Regions from separate parts of the Homo sapiens genome. Here region 2 is linked to region 1. A link is an interaction called in ENCODE POLR2A ChIA-PET data of the cell type or tissue named here. Cell type or tissue: OCI-LY7. All regions are shown on one strand. Links, peaks and the distances in the headings refer to the core of each region. The heading gives the core; the rest is flanking DNA. Region 1 overlaps CARS2 (cysteinyl-tRNA synthetase 2, mitochondrial). Region 2 overlaps NAXD (NAD(P)HX dehydratase).

Region 1 (16,498 bases), core at 8,575-11,074:
GCTTGAGCCCGGGAGGCGGAGGTTGCAGTGAGCTGAGATTGTGCCATTGCACTCCAGCGTGGACAACAAGAACAAAACTCTGTCTCAAAAGAAAAAAAAGAAAAGAATTCCTAACATCCAATAAGAAAAAGACCTATACCACTCAATAGAAACACAGGTGTGGATAACTACAGGTCATTTAATGCAGATAGTTCCTAAACATGGGAGATGTTCAGATTTACTCAAAAGAGGTAAAAGCTTAAAGAGCAAAGCACTTGTCAGCTGTCACACTGACACCATGTGAAAGTTGGCTGACCCTGCAGGTGAGGGCAGAGGAAGACAGACACCTCCAGGTGTTGCTGGTCGGGTGTAGCTGGCACAGCTTTCCTGGAAGGCAGCTTGCAGGAGCGGCCAAGTCCATGAGCCTGTGCCCTCTGTCTCCTGCCTACGAGTGTAGCTCACAGGCACACTTGGGCTGCTGCAAAGTGACCTGTGCACAGTTGTGTTTGTAGTGGTGAGGATGGGATGTGCATCGGGACAGGACCGGGTAAGCACGTAGCGACACATCTGGAAGGGGGAGTAGAGGCCACCTTGAAAGGAGCGAGGCAGCTCAGTGTGTCCAGCATGATGGACCCCCAGGATTCTGTGTGCTGCGAGGGAGAGAAGCTAGCAGCACAGAGCAGAGTGTGGAATGGGCTGCATTTGGGGATTCCAAGAAAAAGATGCAAATGTATATATATAACCACGTTCATGCTTGTGGGAAAACTGGTCGCTGTATTTTCCTTCTGGGAGGAAAGCCAAGTCTGGGCACCCCTTCATGCCATTTGACTTCTCCTGGCAATAAATTACCTCTGCAGAAAAATATAGATTAAGCAACCTGCTGATCTTTATTATTTTATTTTTTATTTTTTTGAGACAGGATCTCGCTCTGTCGCCCAGTCTAGAGTGCAGTAGGGCAGTGTTGGCTCACTGCAACCTCCAGTTCCTGGGTTCAAGCGATTCTCCTGCCTCAGCCTCCTGAGTAGCTGGGATTACAGGCGCCTGCCACCACGCTCAGCTGATTTTTTGTATTTTCAGTAGCAACGGGGTTTCACCATGTTAGCCAGGATGGTCTAGATCTCCTGACCTCATGATCTGCCCACGTCGGCCTCCCAAAGTGTGAGGATTACAGGCGTGAGCCACCGCGCCCGGCCACCCCACTGATCTTTAGGCCCAAAATTGCATGGAATTTGAGACTTCCGGGGGAGTCTGAAGCGGCAAGAAGACACAGTACTTTTGGGTTTTTTCCTTTGGTCTTTTGTCCCCTGGATAGACATACATTAACTGATTTATTGTTGTAAAGGTCTGCTTTGCCACAAAACTGTACCGCAGGAGAGGGGCTGAAGTGTATTGGAGTACCAGCTATGTGCTAGGTGCTGTGTATTTTCTCTCTTTAATGTGATATTTATGTAATGTTTTCTTTTACAAAGCTGTCCTGCCCGTATATACACAGTGGTTCTTCTAGCAGTCTAAGGGATTACTAGGTAGAATATCTCCATGCTGTAAAGTAACTGAAGGCCAAGAGGTTTGATTATTGATTTGCCCAAGACCCCAAAGCTTAAACAACACCTGGGTAGCAACGCATAGTTCACCAGCTTGCTTTCTTCAGTGGGTATTCTTTGGTGGGGCTTTCTGGGTTGACTATGCCATTCAGAGCCCTGGGTCTCAGGGTCACATGGTTGGGACCTGGCCCCACGTGTGGCGTTGCGCTTGAGAAAGTTTCTCAGTATTCTAGAGTGGTAATTCCTTCACCTGTGAAATGGGGAGACTTGGTTCCCGAGGCTGCGTGGAGCAGCTCGGAGAGACTAGCAGGTGGCAGGTGCTGTGCTTGGGAGGCCCAAAGGCCATTTGAGCAGGACCAGCAGTTATGATGCCCGGCTCCATTCCAGAGCTTCACAGTGTCTTGTGCATCTGTTCATGTAGAGTTTTTCATTGAAATTATGAAATAACATGAGCGAACCTAGTCTTGTGTCTCAGCCTCCTTGGATAATGTGGCAGGGGCTGCAGATGCGTGCCCCCAAGGCCCCCACATTTGGAATTGATTGGACTGTTTTGATGGTCTATCTCCAGAAACCCAGCCATGGGACCCGAGGGAATGAGTACTCCATTAAATCCCAGTTGTAGTGTGTTAAATTACTTTCAAAATATTTCTTTAGAAGTTCCTTTTTGATCTTTCTTTTTTGTTTGTTTTGGAAGAGAGTCTTGCTCTGTCGCCCAGGCTGGAGTGCAGTGGCACCTTCTTGGCTGACTGCAACCTCCGCCTCCTGAGTTCAAGTGATTCTCCTGCCTCAGCCACCTGAGTCTCTGGGATTACAGGTGTGCACCACCATGCCTGGCTAACTTTTGTATTTTAAGTAGAGACGGGGTTTCACCGTGTTGGCCAGGCTGGTCTCAAACTCCCGGCCTCATGTCATCCACCTGCCTTAGTCTCCCAAAGTGCTGGGATTTATAGCTATGACCCACAACACCCAGCCTCCTCTTTAGTATATTTTTGACTATTTTTTTTTTCTCCTGAGGATTAAGGGATAAGATAGGAACCTAGTTTCTTATCATACAGACTGGACTAGGGTGATTTTGCCCTTGTCTTAGAAAAGTGGAGGATCCTTGGTATGTTTTGTTTTCTATTTTACTTTATTTTTATTTTTGTTTCGGAGATGGTGTCTCGTCCTGTTGCCAAGGATGGGATTGCAGTGGCACGATCATGGCTGTTCGCAGCTTCAACCTCATGGTCTCAAACGATCCACTCATCTTGGCCTCCCAAAGTGTTGGGATTACAGGCGTGAGCCGCTGCACCCAGCTGGTTTGTTTTTTACTATATAATGGAAATTGTGACATTATTTCTTCTCTAACCAGAAGACAAGGTCAATAAGCCTTTTTTTCTAGCTAAGCTACTAGTAAAAGTTCAGTACCTAAAATGAGTGCCCCCGCTTTGGTGAGTGGGTGGGGGCAAACTGAGGCCGAGGCACCGGAGGTGGCCGGGGTATGTTTGCTGTCGTGTTGTGCACGTGGGCTTTCTTGTGGCTGGGTGGTTCTGTTGCGAATGCCCCAGACTCATTAACGTGCACATCTAATCCTTCTGCAGATGAATATTTCCCCCGCTTCCCTCGCCAGTCTTTATGAGGAAGACTTCAAGCAGGACATGGCAGCCCTGAAGGTAAAGTGTGGGGCTGGTTGTTCCTGCCATGAGGGTGACAGGCGTGAGCAATGACAGCTGGTGCTGGCTGACCTGTGCTTCTCACGAGGGAAACACGGTCACGTCTCCACTTCCTTGCAGGTTCTCCCACCCACGGTGTACCTGAGGGTAACCGAAAATATTCCTCAGATAATTTCTTTCATTGAAGGAATCATTGCTCGTGGGAACGCTTATTCAACGGCAAAAGGTAGGGTTTATGTTCTTTTTTTTTTTTTCTTTTTTTTTTTTTGAGACAGAGTTTTACTCTGTCACCCAGGCTGGAGTGCAGTGGTGCTATCTCAGCTCACTGCAACCTCTGCCTCCCTGGTTCAAGCGATTCTCCCGTCTCAGCCTCCTGAATAGCTGGGACTACAAGGTGCGTGCCACCATGCCCGGCTACATTTTTTTTGTTTTGGTATTTTTAGTAGAGATAAGGTTTCACCATGTTGGCCAAGCTGGTCTCAAACTCCTGACCTTGTGATCCACCTGCCTCAGCCTCCCAAAGTGCTGGGATTACAGGCGTGAGCCACTGTGCCCAGCCGGTTTATGTTCTTAAAACTAAAACATTACTGGGATTTGGAGAAACTGGATGTATTTATCAGCTGTAGGAACATACTAAAATTTACTTCTGTCTTGCTAGGATTCCAACAGCAAAGCTGTTGTGGGGTTTTCTACAATATTGTGTCTCTTTGCGAAATGGTTGAATTAGTTCTAAATATCTTTTCCAGGGAGAGGGGAACGTCTGGACAGCTAGTCTTGGTAACAGTCGTGGAATCTAGGTGGTAGGTGTACAGGTGTTCATTGTGGTGTTATTTCATCTTTGTTTAGGTATTTTCCTAACAAAAAGTTGGGGACAAACACAGTACCTCCAGAGACCTGCTCTCTTCTTATTAAAAGTCAGCCCAGGTCACCCCCGTCTGTTTGGCTATCGTTTTTTCACAGGCCATTACGAGTGAGTTGCGGGAGTCAGAGGTTGCAGTGAGCCGAGATCACACCATTGCACTCCAGCCTGGTGACAGAGCAAGACTCCGTCCACCCACCCTCCCCTGCACAAAAAACAAAAAGTTGCAGGGCCAGGCATGGTGGCTGATGCCTGTAATCCCAGTACTTTGGGAGGTGGAAGCGGGTGGATCACTTGAGGCCAAGAATTTGAGACCAGCCTGGGTAACATGTTAAAACCTTCTTTCTACTAAGATGACAAAAAATCAGCCAGGCCTGGTATCGCGCGCCTGTGGTCCCAGCTATTCTGGAGGCTGAGGCATGAGAATTGCTTGCACCCAGGAGGCATAGTTTGCAGTGAGCCGAGATCACACCATTGTACTCCAGCCTGGGTGACATTGCCAGACTGTCTCAAAAAATAAAAATAAAAAAGTGAGTTGCAGGGCTGGGCGTGGTGGCTGATACCTATAATCCCAGCACTTTGGGAGGCAGAGGCAGGTGGATCACTTGAGTCCAGGAGTTCAGGACCAGCCTGGGCAACATGGAGAGACCCCTTCTCTACAAAAATAAAATATAAAAATTAGCTAGGCATGGTGGCGTGCTCCTGTAGTCTCAGCTACTCAGGAGGCCGAGGTGAGAGGATAGATTGAGCCCAGGAAATTCGAGGCTGCAGTGAACCATGATTGTCCCACTGCACACCAGCCTGGGAGACAGAGCGAGACCTTGTCTCAAAAAAAAAAAAAAAAAGCGTGAGTTGCAGATGTTCTGTCGCATCAGCCATGACACTTCAACATGCATCTCTGCATAAAAGGAGTCCAGATGTCATGGTCAGACCTCAGACAATGAAGAATTTCTGGCTAGCTTCGCGTGTCCTCTCTGTATTAAATATACTCACTTGTCCCCAGGGCATGTGCTGCGTGTGCATTTGTTGGTTTAGTCTCCTCACTTTTTCCCCTCCTCTTTCTTTTTTTCTTTTTTTCTCTTTTTTTTTTTTTTTCATTTTTTCTGGGTAAGCACATGTAGATTCAAGACTCTGACAGGTCAGTTTTCCTGTGGAGCAGTCTGTGTTTAGATTTGCATGTTGCTTACTGCAGGTGGTTTCATTGGTTTGCGGATGCTAATCTTTGTCTGGTGGACCCCAGGCAAGGCTGGCGTCTTGCTGTTTTGCTGCTTTGGTGATGAAGCATCGCCATAAATCCGAACTAAATCCCACCCATCCTGGCTGCAAACCCTGACCACAGCCTCATCTCTCCATGAAGTTCTCCTTCACCCAGCACAGTTGAAAGTGAACTTACTTTCTCAGCCTTGATATCTCTGCTGTACCATTTGGCAGCCAGTTCTGCACTGCCATAGTTTGCTGTTTAATGTATTCATATTTTGTCCCCATCTAGATCATAAATTCTCAGACCATAAAAACCTTTTGCTTTACTGAATGACGCCTTAAAGTATCCAGCCGACGGCTGAAGATACGTAGGTATTGAATGTTTGTTGCAATGAGTCAGAAAGCATGAAGCACTGCCCTGGACGTTCCTGTCCTTCCTGGGTCCTACTTGGAGCGTAAGATGAGCACGTGAGGCCCTGAGGATCTGCTCAGTAGGCTCTGTGTATGGAAGTAGCTTTTTACTTGTTCTAATGTGGTATATTTAGATTTTGTTTCAAAGAAAAACTTTTTTTTTTTTTGAGACAGAGTCTTGCTCTGTCGCCTAGGCTGGAGTGCAGTGGCACAATCTTGGCTCACAGCAACCTCCGCCTCCCGGGTTCAAGCAATTCTCCTGCCTCAGCCTCCCAGGAAAAACTTTTTTTAAAGGACTTAGGTGGTTGAATTAGAGTTTGCACCAGAAAACACAGGAATTAATTTTTTGCTGTCGTGTAACTTGAAATAAGATATGTGGGCCTGTGCTTCCATTTTAGGAATAAAGTGATAAATGTTCACGAGTCTTTAGGGATTCTCGTCTTCACAGGCTTGAGGATTGAATGCTGTTTGTTGTTTTGTTACTGTGTTTTATTATAAACAATTTAATGATAGTATAAATATAATTAATTCAAAATACACTTACATTCAATCAAACCCCAGTAATTTGGACTTTGTTACAATTCCACAAGGGCTTGGTTGTAATTTGATCTTTGAACTCTTGGTGAAAAACAATTTCTTCAGCAAATTGATAACATAAAGCAAAGTGAAGGGGGAATGTTTCCACCATTTAAGGGAGTGGTTTCTCTCCAGTGAAGCGCTTTTAAAGCACTGTTTATATTCTGACTTCATAGAAAGCAGCTCCCAGGGCCTGGATGTCCCCCTCCTGTCCTCTGGTTCATCCCCAGCACCGAGTGCCAGCTTAATGGTCAACCCTGAATGACCAGAGAGGACGCTGCAGGGACAGGGCAGGGTTTTCTGAGCACAATGGTCACTGGTGGGAGGAAAGGCCAGTGTGGCTTGGGCAAACAAAGCCGGGTGACATTTCAACAGAAAACCCTGCCCTGTCCCTTCAGCGTCCTCCCTGGTCATTCGGGGTTGACCACTAAGCTGGCACTCGGTGCTGGGGATGAACCAGAGGACAGGAGGGGGACATCCAGGCTGAGGACATGAGGCAGGTCCTGGGTGCAGCTTGTGTTTGCCAGTTGCAAAGTTTCCTTGATCTTACCAACACCAGTGTCCGCAGTAAGGACAGTACTGATGCAAATCAGTAACTGCATTAGTAAAAAAGAATGTGAAGACTCAAACTTTGTAAAGGCTAAAAGTTGCACCCACGCCTGGGGCCTGAGGACAGCTACATGCTGCTGTGTGGTTGGAGGGTGCTGGATGGTGGCTGCGGATCTGTGGTACTGAGAATGGCCATGGTCACAGCCCGGATGAGCATTGCCTCCTTCCTAGGGAGACACATGGCCTGGAACACACAGCGGCTGCAGCCGGGCAGCCTTGGAGCATAGGTTGGTAGTGCTTTCTTCTTGACAAAGCTCCCACTCTGAGTGCCTCCTCCCCAGCTCTGCTTTCTTAGGCTTTGTGGTGGAAGGGGCAAGGGCAGCCCAGGCTTGCAGGAGGCTCTGGAGAAGGTTCTGACCTCAGACTGCAAAGCGGACCTTGGCACTCAGCCTCACAGACACTTCAATATGCAGATGATTTTTTTGTGTGTTTTTTTTGGTAGAGATGGGGTCTCACTATGTTGCCCAGGCTGGTCTCGAACTCTTCAGCTCAAACAATCCTCCTGCCTCGGACTCCCAAAGTGCTGGGATTGGAGGCGTGAGCCACTGCACCCAGCCAGATGATGTTTTCAATCTGAGTAAAAAGGTAGTTTTAGAAGATGACTGGGCAAAGAAAGAGTGTCTTTGCTAGCTGGTGTGTAACATAAAGTAAAGAAAGAGTGTCTTTGTTAGCTGTTGTGTAACACAAGGCACAAGATCTAAATGAAGGTCAGTGATAACACTTTTCTTTTTTCTGATTAAATAATTGTCTCAGTAGTTTACAGAGAACTTACATTTGTGTTTTCACTTTCACGTCTGTGTACTCATGATATGTCCAAATCATGCATTTATCTTATAGTATTGTTTTTAATTCTGGTTAACAAATATATTAAGCCAGGCATGGTGTCACTCCTATAGCCCCACCTACTGGGAAGGTTGAGGTGGGAAGACTGCCTGAGCCAAGGAGTTCAAGGCTATCGTGAGCTGTGATTGTACCACTGCACTCCAGCCTGAGCAACAGCAAGACCCTGTCTATAAAAATATAAATACTATATATGTATATGGGGCCAAATGCTATGTTCTGTATTTAAATTCTAATTACTTGTTAGATGTTAAGGTTGTCAATATGCTGATATTCAGACTGAGAAGTGATGAATTCATAATTGTCTTTATAAACAGGCAATGTCTACTTCGATCTGAAGTCTAGAGGAGACAAGTATGGCAAATTGGTCGGCGTGGTCCCTGGTCCAGTCGGAGAGCCAGGTGGGTTGGCCGGGCTCAGCCCTGTGGGTCCCTGACCTCTGCCTCGGGTCTCAGCTCTGGGGAGATGAGATCTGGAGCGCAGACCCCTCCACTTGCTCAGACACTGGCCTTACCCAGGTCACAGCTGTGTTTTAAATTTAGTGTGGTTTCTGTGGATGGCTCCAGCTTGTGAGGCATATAGTTCAAACGGCAAGTGGGGCATCGTCCACCCCCGCCCCCAGCGTGCCTGGCTCCATTCCCTGGAGACAGTGCTGGTCACTGTCTCCTTTTTCCTCCCCAGGGTTTTCAGCGCACATGAAAACCTCATACACGTACATCATATTTTCGCGTTCTTCTGTGTTACCGTACATTTAATTCCCATACGTGTCTTACTATGTGTTAAACTTCCAATCTGTTTGAATCTCTTCCTTGCTCTATTCTGTTCCAGGGAGTTATTAGGTCAAAACATTTTTATGGAGAAGAAATAGTAAGCGCAGTATATGGAACTAAATTTAAAATAATTTGAAAAGGATACTGTCTAAGGGAATCAAACAAGAATAACAGGGACAGACCCCAAAGACTGTTCAAGGTATTTCTGGTTTTAGGCACTGTCTTTCTGCGCCATAAACTGTGCCAATGAATCCTAACCATCCATAGCACTGACCCCTCAGGTTCTTTCCTTCCCCCGCCGTGGTGCCCTGTCCCGCTCCCCGCACAGGCCGGAACACAGACGCCCACATCAGCCACGTGTGAGGCGTGGCTACCAGCAGGCCGTGTGGGCTTTGCTTACACATGTGGAGGAGAAGTTTCTGAGAGTTGTACATTCTGGCATCAGGAAGGTTTTTTAAAATTATTTATTTAATAGATTTGCTTTTTAGAGCCATTTTAGCTTCATAGCAAATTTGAGAGTAAGGTACAGAGAATTCCTGTCTACCTGCTACCCTCCACACCGCCCCCCACACTGTCAGCATCCCCCACCATTGACGCATCAGCTTTGCCCAGAGACCAGAGTTGGCATCAGGGTTCACTCTCGGCACTGTGTGCTCTGGGTTTGGGTGAATGTATAGCGACATGTTTCCACCATTCCAGCATCACGCAGGATACTTGCACTGCCCTGAAAAATCCTGTGTGGTCTGTCTGCTCATCCTTCCCTCTTTCCCATCCCTGGAAATCACTGGTCTTTCTACAGTCTCTAGTTTTGCCTTTTCTAGAATGTCATATAGTTGGAGTCATACACTGTGCACCCTTCTCAGAATGGCTTCTCTCACTTAGGAATACACAGTAATTTTCCTCCGTGTCTTTTCATGGCTGAGAGCTCGTTTCTCTTTAACACTGAGTCACGTCCCAGTGTCTGAATTTACAGCAGCTTAAGCACTCACCTACTGAAGGGCATCTTCGCTGCTTCTGAGTTTTGGCAATTATGAATAAAGCTGCTGTAAACATCCACGTGCAGGTTTTCAGCTCATTTGGGCAGATACCAAGGAGCACAATGCTGGGTCCTCTGGGAAGAGGCTTATTTGTGTCAGAAACTGCCCAGCTTCTGCCAGAGTGGCTGCACCATTTTGCATCCCCACCAGTGAGGAATAAGTCCCTGTCGTTCCACATCTTCACAGCAGTGCTTTTTAAAATAAAAAATATTTTCTTATACAAAAGCAACATATTTATATAATTTATAATGGTACAAAATTAGGAAATAGAATTACACAAAACAAAGATAATAAAACCACCATTTTTACATATGGTGAAAAAAAATTTTAATGCCTTAGTGTATGTTATTTCCAAAGCAATGGTGTTGTCTTTTTAATTTTCAATTTAAATTGTTGTAATAACACAACAATAGAAAACACCATTAAAAAATGTCCAACTTGGTTGAGCATGGTGGCTCACACCTGTAATTCCAGCACTTTAGGAGGCCAAGGTTGGAGGATCACTTGAGGCCAGGAGTTCAAGACCAGCCTGGGCAATGTAGTGAGACCCCTTGCTGTCTCTACCAAACAAACAAAAATGCCCAGCTCAGTGAATTTGTGTTCAGTGGAGACCCTGCGGTCACCCCCTAGTGGAAGGAGACAACAATGGCAAGGGAGCGAAGGCACCTGAGTCCTCCGGGTCCCACGCCCTGGCCGATAACCTCCCGGGCCCTGCCTGCCAGCCTCTCTGCCCTGCCCTGGGGGCAACTACTGCCCTAACTCTGACAGCGGCCACCTCCTCATTTTTCTGAATGGGTTTATTGCCCAAACACGTGTCCCTTAACACGACACTTAGCCTTAGCTGTTCTATATTTGTGTCTTGTTTTTAGTCCACATGTTCCTCCCCTGGCTTCTTCCCCTTGCTGCTCATTTGAGGGAGAAACGTCATGTGTCTCACGGTTCCCCCAGTGGGATTTCGCTTGCTCTGAGTTTTGGAGTGTCTGTAACATTTCCCTCTGTCCTGTGTGTTTTTTTGCAAACTGGTAGTTGAATGTAGAGGCTTAATCCAGTTCTAAATTTCTGGAGAAGGCTACTTTGTAGATGGTGTATTCCTCACCAGGAGACACGTAAGGGCTCTGCCTCTGTGTGTCAGCAGCCCTGGCCGCTCTAGGCTTAGATCCTTCACTGCAAAAAGAGGTGGCATGGTGGTGCAACTCCCATTCTGCTTTATTTGCTGGAATACCTTTTTTGTTTGTTTGTTTGTTTGTTTTTTGAGACGGAATCTCACTCTTTTGCCCAGGCTGGAGTGCAGTGGCATGATCTCGGTTCACTGCAACCTCCACCTCCCAGGTTCAAGCAGTTCTCCCTGCCTCAGCCTCCAGAGTAGCTGGGATTACAGGGGCATGCCACCACACCCAGCTAATTTTTGTAGTTTTAGTAGAGATGGGGTTTTGCCGTGTTGGCCAGGCTGGTCTTGAACTCCTGACCTCAGGTGATCCACCCCCCCCCCCCCCCCCCTCGGCCTCCCAAAGTACTGGGGTTATCGGTGTGAGCCACCGTGCCTGGCCCATTTGCTGGAATACTTTTATACAGGCAGACTGTCATCTGGTTACTCAGTGGTACAGTTTGTATAAGAAAGGCAGGACCTTTTCCTTAACTTACCAGTTTTCAGAACAAGGAGTTGGCTTCCATATTTTCCTCTGGCAGTGACCAGTTCATGTTCTTCCGTTGCTGAGAGCTCGTGGGCTTCAGTGCACATGCCGTTTTAACCCATTGCTGCCATCACCTTATTGAGCCTCGGCGTGCCCCCTCTTTTGCTGGTAGCAGCTACTCCCGAGTCCCTTACACTCAGCCCTGTTGTAGTTAATAGTTTTGTGGCTGTCTATCTGATATGGTAAGATATTCCTGGCTCATCTTAAAATAAGCTGTTTCTCCTGGAAGTCCCATTTTTCTCTTTTCTTTCTTCCCTTTTCTTCCCTTTCCCTCCCTCCCTCCCTCCCTCCCTCCCTCCCTCCGGTCACGCCCGGTGTCCCTCCCTCCCTCTCTCTCTCTCTCTCTCTCTCTCTCTTTCTTTCTTTCTTTCTTTCTTTCTCTCTCTTTCTTTCTTTCTTTCTTTTCTTTTCTTTTGTTTTTTTGAGATAGAATGTCACTCTTGTTGTTCAGGCTGGAGTGCAATGGCGCGATCTCGGCTCACTGTAACCTCCGCCTCCCGAGCTCAAGCGATTCTCCTGCCTCAGCCTCCACAGTAGCTGGGATTACAGGCACCTGCCACCACACCCGGCTGATTTTTGTATTTTTAGTAGAGACGAGGTTTCGTCATATTGGTCAGGCTGGTCTCGAACTCCTGACCTCAGGTGATCCGCCCGCCTCGGCCTCCCAAAGTGCTGGGATTCTAGGTGTGAGCCACCGCGCCCAGCTCCCATTTTACTTTTAATGGGAAATGGTGTTTTGAGAACACAGCATGGGCACCATGGATACTCATTGTTGCCATCTGTCATTGCCGTCTGTCATTGTTTCCTGGCCTCTCCCATAGACTGAGGTAATGAACGCATCTGCTCCGTAGGTCACACTGATACTCAAATTCAGGGCCACGGGGTTTCATTAACCCCTCTGTCTGTTCACATGTGTGGTAAGGACAACGGGCGTGACCGGATGACCAGTGGGCATCCACCTGCTTTAGTCCATCACGGACCAGCCCTGCCCGAGGCTTGACCACGGTTAGAAGGTTCCCATGCACGTGCCTCCTCCCCGCCCCGCGTGTCCATATGTTGGAGTGCCCAGCCTCCGCCTGCGCTGCCTTCTGTAGCCCCGTCCACTCTTCCCCCCTCCCACCGTCTCCAGGTCCGCTTTTTCCCTGTTGTTTTTGAAGCTCATTCCCCAGCAGTTTCTGAAGGAAGAGCCCTTTCTCGGGAACAGTATTCTCTGCATTTGTGCCTGTGGATGACAGTGTGCTGCCTTCTACTTCAAAGTCAGTTTGGCTGGAAATACAGTCCTTGGCCGCATTTTCTGTCCTTAAGTATTTTCCTTCGGCATAAGGTGTTATTGATGCTCTCGTTTGCCATGCACTATGTAGGAATTGTTCTGTTTGCTTGGGTGCCCAGAGGATGTTATTCTTAGTAAAGTGACTAGTAATGAAAACGTAGCCTGTCCAGTCTGACCCAGAAAAAGTATCTGTGTCTGCACTCTTTAAATTCATCAAAGGTGATGGACGCCTGTGTCAGTGCTCCCGGGTGGAAAGGGTGATATTGGGACGTTGTGCACATGGGGTGTGCCTGTCCTGGGCAGATGGGACAGCAGGTTTTGGTGAGCATGCGCCACTGGCAGCCTCACCGCACGGTGATGGGCACCTTGCTCAGAGTCTCGGGTCCATAAGCCGCGTTACCTGACACGATCACGCGCCTTTCACTCTGTGTGATTAGTATCTTTTTGGAAAAAACAACCCTGAAACTCAGTTACTGATAAGCAGAGTATTTCTCGTAAGACAGAATAAGGAAAAATGGGAAAACCCCACCTGGTCCACAGTACATTCCTGAGAAATGAGCCTCTGTGGGTTCCCGGCCGCCCAGCTCTCCCTGTGCGCTGGTGCATCTGAGGTGAAAGCGTTGCCGGTGCTCCTGTCCCTCACGTGGGTGAAACAGGAGTGAACGAGAAGCCAAGGCTCCTTCGAAGAGACACAGCCTGGGGCGTGCTGCCCACTGGCGGCTGGAGGGGCTTCCACCGGGGTGGCCGGCTGGATTTCCCTGGTGGGGGTGACCAGCTGAGTTTCTGTGGTGGGGGGTGACTATCTGGGCTTCTGTGGTGGGGGTGAGGTGGTGGTGACAGCCTGGGCTTCCCTGGTGGGGTGACAGTCTGGGCTTTCATGGTAGGGGTGACTGTCTGCGTGTCCGTGGTGGGGTGATTGTGTTTCCATGGTGGGGGTGACTGTCTGGGTTTCCGTGGCGGGGTGGCTGTCTGGGTTTCCGTGGCGGGGTGGCTGTCTGAGTTTCTGTGGTGTGATTGTCTGGGTCTCCCTGGTGGGGGTGACTGAGTTTCTGTGGTGGGGTGACTGTCTGCGTGTCCGTGGTGGGGTGATTGTGTTTCCATGGTGGGGGTGACTGTCTGGGTTTCCGTGGCGGGGTGGCTGTCTGAGTTTCTGTGGTGTGATTGTCTGGGTCTCCCTGGTGGGGGTGACTGAGTTTCTGTGGTGGGGTGACTGTCTGCGTGTCCGTGGTGGGGTGATTGTGTTTCCATGGTGGGGGTGATTGGGTTTCCGTGGTAAGGGTGACTGTCTGGGTTTCCATGGTGGGGTGATTTTCTGTGTTTCCGTGGTGGGGGTGACTGGGTCCCCGTGGTGGGGGTGACTGTCTGAGTTTCCATGTTGGGGTGATTTTCTGTGTTTCCGTGGTGGGGGTGACTGGGTCTCTGTGGTGGGGGTGACTGTCTGGGTTTCCATGTTGGGGTGATTTTCTGTGTTTCCATGGTGGGGGTGACTGTCTGGGTTTCTGTGGTGGGGGTGAATGTCTGAGCATCCGTGGTGGGGTGACTGAGCTTCTTCCCACTGATGTACCGTTTGTCATCTGCAGCGGACTCTGACAAGCGTCATGCCAGTGACTTCGCCCTGTGGAAGGCGGCCAAACCCCAGGAGGTGTTCTGGGCCTCTCCCTGGGGACCCGGGAGGCCGGGCTGGCACATCGAGTGCTCTGCCATCGCTAGGTAAGGTGCCTGCCGCTTCCTGGGGGTTGGGGCTCAAGTTCCCCTGGTGCCTGCTCAGGGCAGCAGAGGATGTGCATGGGAGCAGGTGCAGCCTGGCACGTGTGCCCATGGGTGATTTTTTGGGAAGAGATTTTTGCCGGAGTGTGACGGGCCATGGAACGGGGTGAACGAAACCCATGACACATCAAGCTTTCCTGACCTCAGCACTTCCTCTGTTTAGTGGAGAGGCTGCTTTTTGGTTCACACTTGCAGCTGCCCTGTTCCCTCACCCTTCTCTGTAGTGGCTGGTGCTTGGGGCCCTGGAGGAGAGTGCTTGCACCTACATCCCTCCTCGCTTCGCACTTCTCTAGCCCCCAAATCCCTCTCCGCCTTCCCGCCAGCTCTTCTAGCTCAGGCAACTCGCATGCCAGGGTGCTCTGTGGCGGAAATCTCCAGCTCCTCCCAGATCTTCCTGGAGTCCCCCAGCCACCCTCATGTGGGTCCTCTGTCACCAAAGCTCCTCTTCCCACTGTCTGCCTGGGACCGCAGCTGCCTGCCGCCCCCACTCAGTCACACGACACTGCTCTCCTGGCCCACTGCGGCATCCCCTACTCTGGAAACACCCTCTCTGTCCTGGTTTCTGCCTCTCAGTAGAGCTTTCTCCGCCTTCTCCCTGGTCCCCTTGGACGCACCTGAGGTGTCCACACCCTGTGGCTCTGCCCACAGCCAGGGGCACCTTGGGTGGGGTGTGTGAAAGACAGCATACCGCCCGTGCCCCGTGCTGCACAGCTGCCCATGGGGCTCGCCACAGTTAGTTTCATGTTCCTGTTTTTTTGTTTTGAGACGGAGGTTCACTCTTCTTGCCCAGGTTGGAGTGCAATGGTGCGATCTCGGCTCACCGCAACCTCCGCCTCCCAGGTTCAAGCGATTCTCCTGCCTCATCCTCCTGAGTAGCTGGGATTACTGGCATGCGCCACCACCCCGGCTAATTTTGTATTTTTAGTAGAGACGGGATTTCTCCCTGCTGGTCAGGCTGGTCTCGATCTCCTGACCTCAGGTAATCCGCCCGCCTTGGCCTCCCAAAGTGCTGGGATTACAGGTGTGAGCCACTGCGCCTGGCCCACGGTTAGTTTGTTACCGTGGTGCTGGTTTGTGTGGCCTGACCCTCTGCAGGCAGCAGGGTACCCAGCCGCGCGTTTAGACTGTTCCTAGCGTTTCAGTGTTACAGATCTCCTTAGTGAATAACCACGCGTATGTTTCCTATTTGTAGAAATGGGTTTTTTTTTTCATTATATTTTAACTTCTAGGGTACATGTGCACAATGTGCAGGTTTGTTACATCTGTATACATGTGCCATGTTGGTGTGCTGCACCCATTAACTCCTCATCTACGTTAGGTATATCTCCTAATGCTATCCCTCCCCACTCCCCCACCCCATGACAGGCCCTGGTGTGTGATGTTCCCCACCCTGTGTCCAAGTGTTCTCATTGTTCAATTCCTACCTATGAGTGAGAACATGCAGTGTTTGGTTTTCTGTCCTTGTGATAGTTTGCTCAGAATGATGGTTTCCAGCTTCATCCATGTGCCTACAAAGGACATGAACTCATCCTTTTTTATGGCTACATAGTATTCCATGGTGTATATATGCCACATTTTCTTAATCCAGTCTATCATTGGTGGACATTTGGGTTGGTTCCAAGTCTTTGCTATTGTGAATAGTGCCACAATAAACATACGTGTGCATGTGTCTTTATAGCAGCATGATTTATAATCCTTTGGGTATATATCCAGTAATGGGATGGCTGGGTCAAATGGTATTTCTAGTTCTAGATCCCTGAGGAATCGCCACACTGTCTTGCACAATGGTTGAACTAGTTTACAGTCCCACCAACAGTGTAAAAGTGTTCCTATTTCTCCACATCCTCTCCAGCACCTGTTGTTTCCTGAGTTTTAATGATTGCCATTCAAACTGGTGTGAGATGGTATTTCATTGTGGTTTTGATTTGCATTTCTCTGATGGCCAGTGATGATGAGCATTTTTTCATGTGTCTGTTGGCTGCATAAATGTCTTCTTTTGAGAAGTGTCTGTTCATATCCTTCGCCCACTTTTTGATGGGGTTGTTTGATTTTTTCTTGTAAATTTGTTTAAGTTCTTTGTAGATTCTGGATATTAGCCCTTTGTCAGATGGGTAGATGGTGAAAATTTTCTCCCATTCTGTAGGTTGCCTGTTCACTCTGATGGTTGTTTCTTTTGCTATGCAGAAGCTCTTTAGTTTAATTAGATCCCATTTGTCAATTCTGGCTTTTGTTGCCATTGCTTTTGGTGTTTTAGTCATGAAGTCCTTGCCCATGCCTATGGCCTGAATGGTATTGC
Region 2 (9,536 bases), core at 592-3,091, 56 kb after region 1:
CCTAGAGCCCACTGTTAAGGCTTCTGTCCCCTTTCCTCCCCGACAAGCTCCCTTGTCAGGGTCACCCCGCACTGTGAGATGCACCAACTGTTCTCAGGCCTCATCTCCAACTGACCCAGAGTCGCACACACAGGCCCTTCTGGAGCTGTCTGGAAACAGCGGCTTCACTGACTCCTGGAGGCCCCTGCTGCCTCCTCCCCAGCCCGTGCTCCCAGCATCTGAGTGCCAAGTCCCCCCTGCCCCCAACCCCAGCCCCCCTCCGCCTCTTACTCCCTCGTCTTCCAGCTTTAAGCACCGTCCACATGTGCATGACTCCCAAGCCCGTGTCCCCACTGTCCAATGCCCTCTAGCCACGTCCCTTGGATGTCTAACTGGCAGCCAAACTGCGCCCTACACCCAACGCCTCATCTTCATCCCACCCAAGCCCGTTTCCACCACATGGAGTGACCACTCGCTCAGACCAAAACCCTTGGTGGAGTCTGTGCCCCTTGCCTTTTCCAATCCAATCTGTCGGCAAATTCCACCCCCAAACTTTCCAAACATACCCAGAATCCGGCCCCTCTCACCATCTGACTGCACCCTTCCCTCCCACAGGTCCTTACCACAGCCTCCGGCCCAGCCCCACAGCCGCGTAGGAGCCTTTATGACCCACACTGGCCCTGCCCTGCTTACTCAGGGCCAGAGCCACAGCCCTGACAGCAGCCCCACACCCTGTGGGGCCCAGCCCTGCACCTCTTGGTCACCCGACACATCACAGCACCGCACCTGGAGCTCCGCGCCGGCTCCTCTCTGGTGTGGAGAGGCCGGGCTCGACCCAGGCGTCATCACACTGTGCTGCCGCCCCAACTGCCCCTCTGCCCACTCTCACAGCCCCCTCCCTGCTGCCGCTCTCTACGGTTCCTTCACCACCTGACATCCTCCTCTCCCTTGTCTCCAGAGCAGCACAGCCCAATCCAGTCGGTGCAAACACACACAATGAAAAGTAAACAAGAGCAAACGCTCTGCTCCCGCACCTCCCAGCCACATTTCAAGCCCTCAGTGGCCACAATCCTGGACGGCAGAGAGAACACCTCCACACAGCAAGCTCTATAGCATAGGCGGTCTGGGGGAGCCCCACGGGGGCAGGTTTTTGCCTGCCCAGTTCCACGCTGACCCATGGAACACAGGCTAGGGCCTGGCACCAGACATATGTGCCGAGTGCAGGAAGGGTCTTGTTATTGCTCAGAGGCCCTTCGTTTCCACCTTCTGCAAACCTGTCACACACAGCCCACAGGGCCTCCCTGCCTCTGGAGCTGGGCCCCGGCCATTTCCAACAGGCCCAAGCTCCCCCACCCACCTCTCCACCCCGCCGTCTCTGTCTTATTCTGACCCCAGAAGAACGGGCTCCTTCATTTCCCTACTTCCTCTACAGCACCTGCTGAGAAACTCTGAGGATGGAAAATCCATCAGGACGCTTTCGGTGTCAGTGCCAAAACCCCAAATGATGCAGGAGGGAAAGAGAACCTACGAGAAGCCGGCGCAGAGCGACTCACAGAACTGGGTGGACGATCAGCTCCGGGCTGTAGGCCTTAATCACAGGTGCGGCCGCACTGGCACAGAACACGTGGGACAAGTCTGCGCCCTGATGAAGGAGCACAAGAGGCCGACTCAGGGATCGCTCCGGCATCGCTGCCCACCCGCCAGACACAGGCGTCCAGCGCTCATTACTCAGCCCTGGTGACGTGCATGAGAAACGTACTAGCTCGGATTACACCCAGCCAGGTGGCTTAGCAAAGGGCCAGGGCGCAGAGCACAATACCTAAAAAGAAAGACTTTTGCCGCCACTGCAGAGGCAGGGTCAGAGCCACACACACCAGCACGGCCCAGCTCGGTCTGGTCACCCTCCAGGAGGAAGGGTCACAGGAAGAGGCCGGCCGTTAGCACTTGCTCAGCTCATGGGAAACTGCAGGATCAGCGGCTTCAGCTGCGACCTACAAAGGCATCCCAGGTGCACTTTGGTGGAGTACAATACAAATCACGCTTTAGGTTTTAAAAATGGGCTTCAATTGAGGCCAGGTGCAGTGGCTCACGCCTGTAATCCCAGCACTTCGGGAGGCCGAGGCGCATGGATCACGTGAGGTCAGGAGTTCGAGACCAGCCTGACCAACAGAGAGAAAACCTGACTCTACTAAAAATACAAACAAAATTAGCCAGGCGTGGTGGCAGGTGCCTGTAATCCCAGCTACTCGGGAGGCTGAGGCAGGAGAATCGCTTGAACCCAGGCGGCGGAGGTTGCTGTGAGCCGAGATCCCGCCATTGCACTCCAGCCTGGGCAAAAAGAGCGAAACTCTGTCTCAAAAAAAAATGAGCTTCAACTGAAGTGATCTTGTTTATGCACAGATGTCAGGATAGACTTAACGGTGTTTCTATTAGCTATGATTACCCTAAGATATTATTTAGATTTCTATCAGAAAACATTTGCTTTAATCATATTTAAATAATCAAACTCTCTACCAGAAAAATCCCAATAAAGAAATTTTAAGTAAACATACCACTTTGAGAGCTGAGATTGCTGCAAAATATGGGGCTCCAGTGTACCTAAAAAGAAGGTATTTAGAGTCAAAAACTTCTGAGAATAAGGTAAGCATACCTTGATCAATAAATAGGTTATCAATAAAAAATAGACATAAATAATATAGACATGGTTTATCAATAAATAACAGAGACATGAAGCACACAGCACAAACCCAACACCTAAAAGATGCTCAGCAAATGTTCAATGAACATGAACCAGGTTCGACTAGAAATGTCTTTTTTTTTTTTTTTTTTGAGACAGAGTTTCACTCTTGTTGCCCAGGCTGGAGTGCAATGGCACGATCTTGGCTCATTGCAACCTCCGCCTCCTGGGTTCAAGCGATTCTCCTGCCTCAGCCTCCTGAGTAGCTGGGATTACAGGCATGCGCCACCACACCCGGCTAATTTTGTAGTTTTAGTAGGGACAGGGTTTCTGCATGTTGGTCAGGCTGGTCTCAAACTCCCAACCTCAGGTGATCCGCCCGCCTCGGCCTCTCAAAATGCTAAGATGACGGGCATGAGCCACCGCGCCCAGCCAGAAATGTCGATCTTTTACATAAAACCTTCATGCATTTCAGGAGAGTGAATCTCTGGCAGTAATGCCTGCAGTCTCCCTGCAATGTGAATGTTCAAGGTAAGGAGCTGACCGCAGGCTTCTGCCTGGAGAGAAGAAAGTGACAACCACATGTTCGGAGCAGTCGGGCATGGACAGGGTCCCAGAGTGGGCAGACCCCGTCCTCCAAGAGTCACAGTCAGCAGAGGCCAGATGGGGGCCACCTGGGACAAACAAGAAACGGCACCCACCACCCAGCTGCTTCCGCCTGGCTGTTCTGGAATCCCTGGCTCTCCAGGTCTAAGGGCACTTCAGGCACAGAAAGGAAGAGCCCTGCCCTCCGTCAGATGGGCAAATGCAACCTTTATGTCCATTCCGAGCAGTGAAATGTTTTGCTAACCCAAGAAAGAGAGACCTGGGCAAATGCTGATACCCATCACCTTACATGGCCTTCTCCTGCAAAGCGGTGTCAATAGCGTTGTAAATGCAAAAGACAGTACAGAACAGGCAACATACATGCACACACTCTTCCATCATGTGAAAACAAGCCTCACTAATAAGAGAAATGCATTAAAACAACAAGAAAGCTTGTCGACTTCACTAGCAAAGGTTGTCCTCCAAGGGCTGCAGGGAACAGGTGCTCTTGGGAGGCAACACACACTAACGCAATGGGGGGACAATTCGGCAGCGTCACCAGCATGTAAAATGCACACATACCTGATCCAGTAACAACTCTAACACACCCTATGGCACGATCAACAGCTGCAAATGGAGGGATGGGCAAAGAGAGATACCACATCCATGCAAACAGAAAGCAAGCAGAAACAGAGGAGCCACGGCAGGCTTTCCGTCAGAGGCAGAAGGTATCCTTCACACCCAAGGACAACTTACAAACAGCTACGTACCAAACACAGCAGCAAAACAGAACAGAAGCAAGCTAGGGATTTGTCAAATTTCATAAATGACTTTCAGTAACATCTTTAAATTGACAAAGTAAACCAAGAGGTTGCTGAGTGTTTCTATCCTAAATACAAAAAACATGCTTGTGGTATGAAGTCCAGTTAAATACAGAAAAGCAGAAAGTGGAAAAAACAGGCTCATTTCCCCACTACGACAAAACTTAACACTGACACACATGAGGGAGTAATTCAGTCAGGGCTCCTCAGAGTTATTTCCTAGTTAATCAAAAAGTGGATCACTGAAAAATACTGAGTGTCCTATCAGGCTGCATTTGGAAATGATTACTGAGGTCAAACTAGACAGCGTGAATGACAGTCAGGTAAGCAGCCAGCCAGCAACTGACTTTTTAAACACCAACACTGCACATCAGCTACTTACTCCTGACAGCCTCCAACTACGCCTATTCTTCCATCTTGCCCTTTGTGCTTTGTGGAAGACAGAGGAGGTATGATATTTCTCACCAGCTGCAAAGTATTTTCCATATCCTTTATCGAATGTGCTTTACGTAGCGAAAACGCTCTTTCTAAAACTGAAAGACAAGAAAAATGAATAATTCAGAAAGGTAAACAGATATTGTTAGTACACATAATAGCCCATTAACCAAAACCCTCTCCAAAGTTATTACGAATGCTATAGATTTTTACCCAATGGATTTCTGTAAGCAAATATGATGTTCAAAATTACATTAACACATGCAATTTTTTTTTTCTTTTTTGAGACGAACTCTGACTCTGTCACCCAGGCTGGAGTGCAGTGGCGTGATCTCAGCTCACTGCAACCTCTGCCTCCCAGGTTCAAGCAATTCTCCTGCCTCAGCCTCCTGAGCAGCTGGGATTATAGGTGTCTACTACCACACCTGGCTAATTTTTGTATTTTCAGTAGAGATAGGGTTTCATCATGTTGGCCATGCTGGTCTAGAACTCCTGACCTCAAGTGATCTGCCAGCTGCAGCCTCTCAAAGTGCTGGGATTACAGGCGTGAACCACCATGCCCAGCCTGAACACATGTAATTAACACATATAGTAACACATGCTATTTATTTATTTATTTGAGACAGAGTCTAGCTCTGTCACCCAAGCTGGAGTGCAGTGGCACGATCCTGCTCACTGCAACCTCCACCTCCTGGGTTCAAGCGATTCTCCTGCCTCAGCCTCCGGAGTATCTGGGATTACAGGCACCTGCCACCCTGCCCTGCTAATTTTTGTATTCTTAGTAGAGACAGGGTTTCACCATGTTGGCCAGGCTGGTCTCCAACTCCTTACCTCAAGTGATCTGCCCGCCTCAGCCTCCCAAAGTGCTGGGATTACAGGCATGAGCCACCCCACCAGGACAACATATGCTATTTCTATCAGGTTTATTTTTGAAATGTATCTGAAATTTTGGAAGACCATTTAATTTTCCAGAAAGTTTTATCAAGTAAAAAAATGCATTATTACTTAATAAACTATCACTTCATTTCAATTTCCCTTTAGGATTATTAGGTCTTTTCTCTCCTCACAAACTGGAAAGCAAGCTCCCACCTGTAATCCGCTGGGGTGCTCAGAAGTCTGACAGATTCATCATATTACTCCCAACTGTATTCCAACACTCAACTGGGTATTAATTAAATAACCTAGAAATGGCATTCTAAATATGGCACACCTCTTAAATTGGGTTCAAAGTGGCATTTAATGTATTTTCATCATCTTGAGTTGTCTCTAAACAGCTACACTTCAATTGGCCTTTCTTGAAGAGCTTCCTGTGTTATATATTTTACCTTAATATTTAAAACAGCTCGGCTATGAGAGAAATGCTGGTATGTTCTATAGAGCTCAATGAATAAAGCATACATTCTCCCTAGAATGAAAGGATCTTTGCAAATATAAACAGTATTTTTTCAAACAAGGCACTCAATATTTTTATCCTTCCAATTATCTCAGCAGCAGAGAAAAACCAGTGTCACAAGTTCCACTGACTGCAGTCCAAAGCTCACTGAGCGTTTCACAGCAAAAGAGCTTTGTCTTTTAACTCTTACAGTTTTACTTTTTACTCAACAAAACTTTTGAAGGAATTTTCTTTATGAGTAGATGTAACTGCCTTAGCTGATAGAGCAGATGCTGGGATTCCCCAAGATAAAAAGATCCTATGAATCCCCATCAACCCAAATTCTTTTTTTTTTTTTTTTTTGAGACAGAGTCTCACTCTGTCGCCAGGCTGGAGTGCAGTGGTACAATCTCGGCTCACTGCAACCTACGACCCCCTGGTCCAAGCAATTCTCCTGCGTCAGCCTCCTGAGTAGCTGGGACTACAGGCGCATGCCACCACGCCCAGCTAATTTTTGTATTTTTAGCAGAGACGGGGTTTCACCATGTTGGCCAGGGTGGTCTCGATCTCCTGACCTTGTGATCTGCCCACCTCGGCCTCCCAAAGTGCTAGGATTACAGGTGTGAGCCACCGCGCTCAGCCCAACCCCAAATCTTTTCACCTTCTTCCAGACCAACACACAAGACCCGGCACAGAATCACTATAAACTGTGGGCCAAGGAGAGACACAATGAAGCTTGCTGAGCTACCTGCAGGGGACCAATGCACCCATCCTTGAAATCCCTCCAGGAGGGCTAAATTATGGTTTTAAAACAATACACTTGTCTAGAAGAGACATTTATGGGGCCAGGCGCAGTGGCTCCCCGCTGTAATCTCAGCACTTTGGGAGGCCAAGGTGGGTGGATCACTTGAGGTCAGGAGTTCGAGACCAGCCTGGCCAACATAGTGAAACCCCATCTCTACTAAAAATACAAAAATTAGTTGGGCACGGTGGTGCATGCCTGTAATTCCAGCTACTCGGGAGGCTGAGGCAGAAGAACTGTTTGAACCCAGAAGGTGGAGGCTGCAGTGAGCCAAGATTATGCCACTGCACTCCAGCCTGGGTGACACAGCGAGACTCTTGTCTCAAAAAAAAAGACATTTATGGGTATCGATCAGCATCCTGTCTTTGTCGTGGGGAGCTGTTCTATGCACTGAAGGATGCTGAGCAGCATCCCCGGCTTCTACCCAGTCAGCAGTGCATGTACACGCACCCAGTGGTGACAACCAGCAATATCTCAACACTCCCAAATGTCTTCTGGATGGGGCAAAATGAGCCTGGGTTAAGAACCACTAGTAGAGATGCATGCGTGTAGTTTTAGCACCTTTAAATATACCAGTACTTCAAATTAAATATTTAAGGTCATATAAAATATAAATTGTGACTTATGAAATCACAGAGAAAAACAATTTAGTCAGACTTCAACTTACGGATGTTAAAAATCAACATTTATATCAATGTACCCTGCCTGATGAAAACAACTCCTAAATGGTAATACTTCATAAATGTGTATTTCTCACAATAAGAAAAGGAATAAAATGGTTCCACCAGATAATACTGTATATTTTCCAGGAGGCTTCTTTCTCCCAATATCCAAGATTCATATCTTACAAACATCTGTATCTTAAATTTCAGATTTAAGTCTTAAAAAAAGTACTATAGGTGAGGTATGAAATATTTAATGTTTATATCAAAAAGGGCAAATACCATAAACCCACACTGAACTACCCATTTGCACTTTGCCTCATAGTTGAAATAACCTATACATTACCGGAAAGGATCTGACACAAAATTAAGCTGCAGCCACGAGTCCAGGTGGAGCACCTGTCAGGTGGAGGGGAGCACCAATGCCCCTCTGCAACCAGTGTCGCCCAGCACTCCCAGGAGGGCACAGCAGGGCCGCCTCGGGGTCACAACTGCAGCACCAGAGCTCCCAGGGATGCTGTGTTCCAAGTGCTTGTCCTCTCCGCATCTGCTCCCCAGAGCGGAAAAGCTTCCCTTCTGCGTCACACTCTGCTGAAAGTCCTCCCAGTACTTTTGGTACTGGGATAGCACCTTTCTGATCTTTTTGGTTGAGAAAGAGGAGATATGCTAGTCCAGGCAAGGATACGCTTAAAACCTACAGGCTTTAAAGCTAATACTGATTTTTGTTGTTATTCAAATAATGACAAGAACACATACAATTTTTCCTGCACTTCAAGGTAAGCTTTGTTAAAATGATAAGATATCAGGGGGCTCAAACATCGAATACAATATACGAATAAGGGCCACTTTCTAAGGCGGATTTTTCTACAGCAGGTTAAGCATTAAAGTCCCATTTACCACAAGCCAAAAATATCAATTCTGAGTGTGTAAAACCCACTGCATTCACACGGCAATCTTTATCATAGCTAGGAAGAAAACACGGGGGGAATCCTGTTCTGAGCTATTCCTTTATCTTATACAGAAGGTAGTGTTTTGAAGCCCAAAATGTGCAAACCACCTTCACAGCAACTTGATCAACCCACCAGCGGGAGTCGCCTCCTCCTGCTCCTGTTCCGTTGTGAAATCTTAAGACTTTGTGAGATTCCCAGTTCCCTGGCCATGATGCTACCGTAAGGGCTGGGTCTAAGAACCCTGGAGAACAAGAAGCGCCATCCAGAAACTGAATATTTCAAGATTTACACATGAGAACAACGGCTCTCAAATGGAAGCTAGCTTAAAATTATGTTAAACTCATAATATAATTAATAGTAACTTTTTTGCTACATAATTTTAAAAATTCAAAGTGATACCAAAAGTAACTATTATTACATGTGGGGTTCTGAAACCTTTCGAGCACACAGACAACCTACATGGTAGGGGCTGACCTGGACATAAGAAGGAAGTTCTTATGTCTGGACTGGCAGAGAATCAGCACCCTACTACTGCCTGCCCACGAGGAATGTGGCACCATCCGCAAGCTGCAGCACTGACTGCTTCCATGTGGGACTCAATCACCTCGAACACAGCCTGGCACAGAACAAGACACTTGATACATGTTCGATGAAGTCAAGACATCGTGATTCACTCTCCTCACTAGCACTTTATCTTTCTTTTACAGATAAGGAAACTGGGGCCCAGAGAGAAACCTGTGCAGATGCTGTGGTTAGTAATGGACAAGCCAGGCCACAAGACACTATTTTACCAAAGTGCTGCCATGTTTTTGTTTTTATTTTTGTGGGCACACAGTAGGTGTAAAATGCTGCCATTTTAAGGCAAAATAAGAAGTATAGCATTTTCACTTGAATAGAATTGTATTAACACAAAGTAAAATCCAGGCTGCTCACCAGCATTCACCTAAGATAAACAGCTTCTGTTAGCAAAAGGGCCAAAGCAGGTCAACTAAACTTCCCAGCACTTGGCAGTGAAGCAAGTTCCAGCTGGCTTACTGACGTCACCATTTGAACTTAACATTTCAAATGTTAACACAGAAACATTTACATATAAAGATCAAAGTTCTGAAGGATAAAAAGGCCTTGACAATAGGCGACTTAAGATGTATCCCATTCGGTAACTCTTCAGACAATTCTGAGTCTGGAAGAACAGGTTAAATTTGTTTGGCTTTTGTTTTAAGGAAGCGTGTCTGGGGAAGACTATCACTGCTGCT

What was found. ChIA-PET counts read pairs that join two places held together with the same protein. Peaks named below come from ENCODE experiments on the same cell type or tissue, not always from the same donor. Only the 100,000 strongest peaks of a DNase experiment are listed, where the experiment ranks them.
Region 2: POLR2A ChIA-PET joins it to region 1 with 6 read pairs; 6 of 35 experiments call an interaction of 5 or more read pairs at or near these places.

Annotation. Positions count from the first base shown.
Region 1 is chr13:110,674,621-110,691,118 of GRCh38, reverse strand. It overlaps CARS2 (cysteinyl-tRNA synthetase 2, mitochondrial), which reads left to right. Exons shown (of 15, transcript NM_024537.4): 4 at 3,101-3,172; 5 at 3,293-3,398; 6 at 7,985-8,068; 7 at 14,016-14,145. Among named protein-coding and RNA genes, the nearest start is that of CARS2, 23 kb to the left of the region's middle. RefSeq lists an enhancer at 14,448-15,067. In OCI-LY7, for the core only: CTCF peaks have their summits at 9,902 and 10,106 (motif pointing left); a DNase peak (open chromatin) is centred at 10,088.
Region 2 is chr13:110,617,275-110,626,810 of GRCh38, reverse strand. It overlaps NAXD (NAD(P)HX dehydratase), which reads right to left. Exons shown (of 10, transcript NM_001242882.2): 2 at 4,445-4,595; 3 at 2,532-2,577; 4 at 1,533-1,621. Among named protein-coding and RNA genes, the nearest start is that of NAXD-AS1, 5.7 kb to the right of the region's middle. In OCI-LY7, for the core only: no CTCF peak of the experiment used is centred there; no DNase peak of the experiment used is centred there.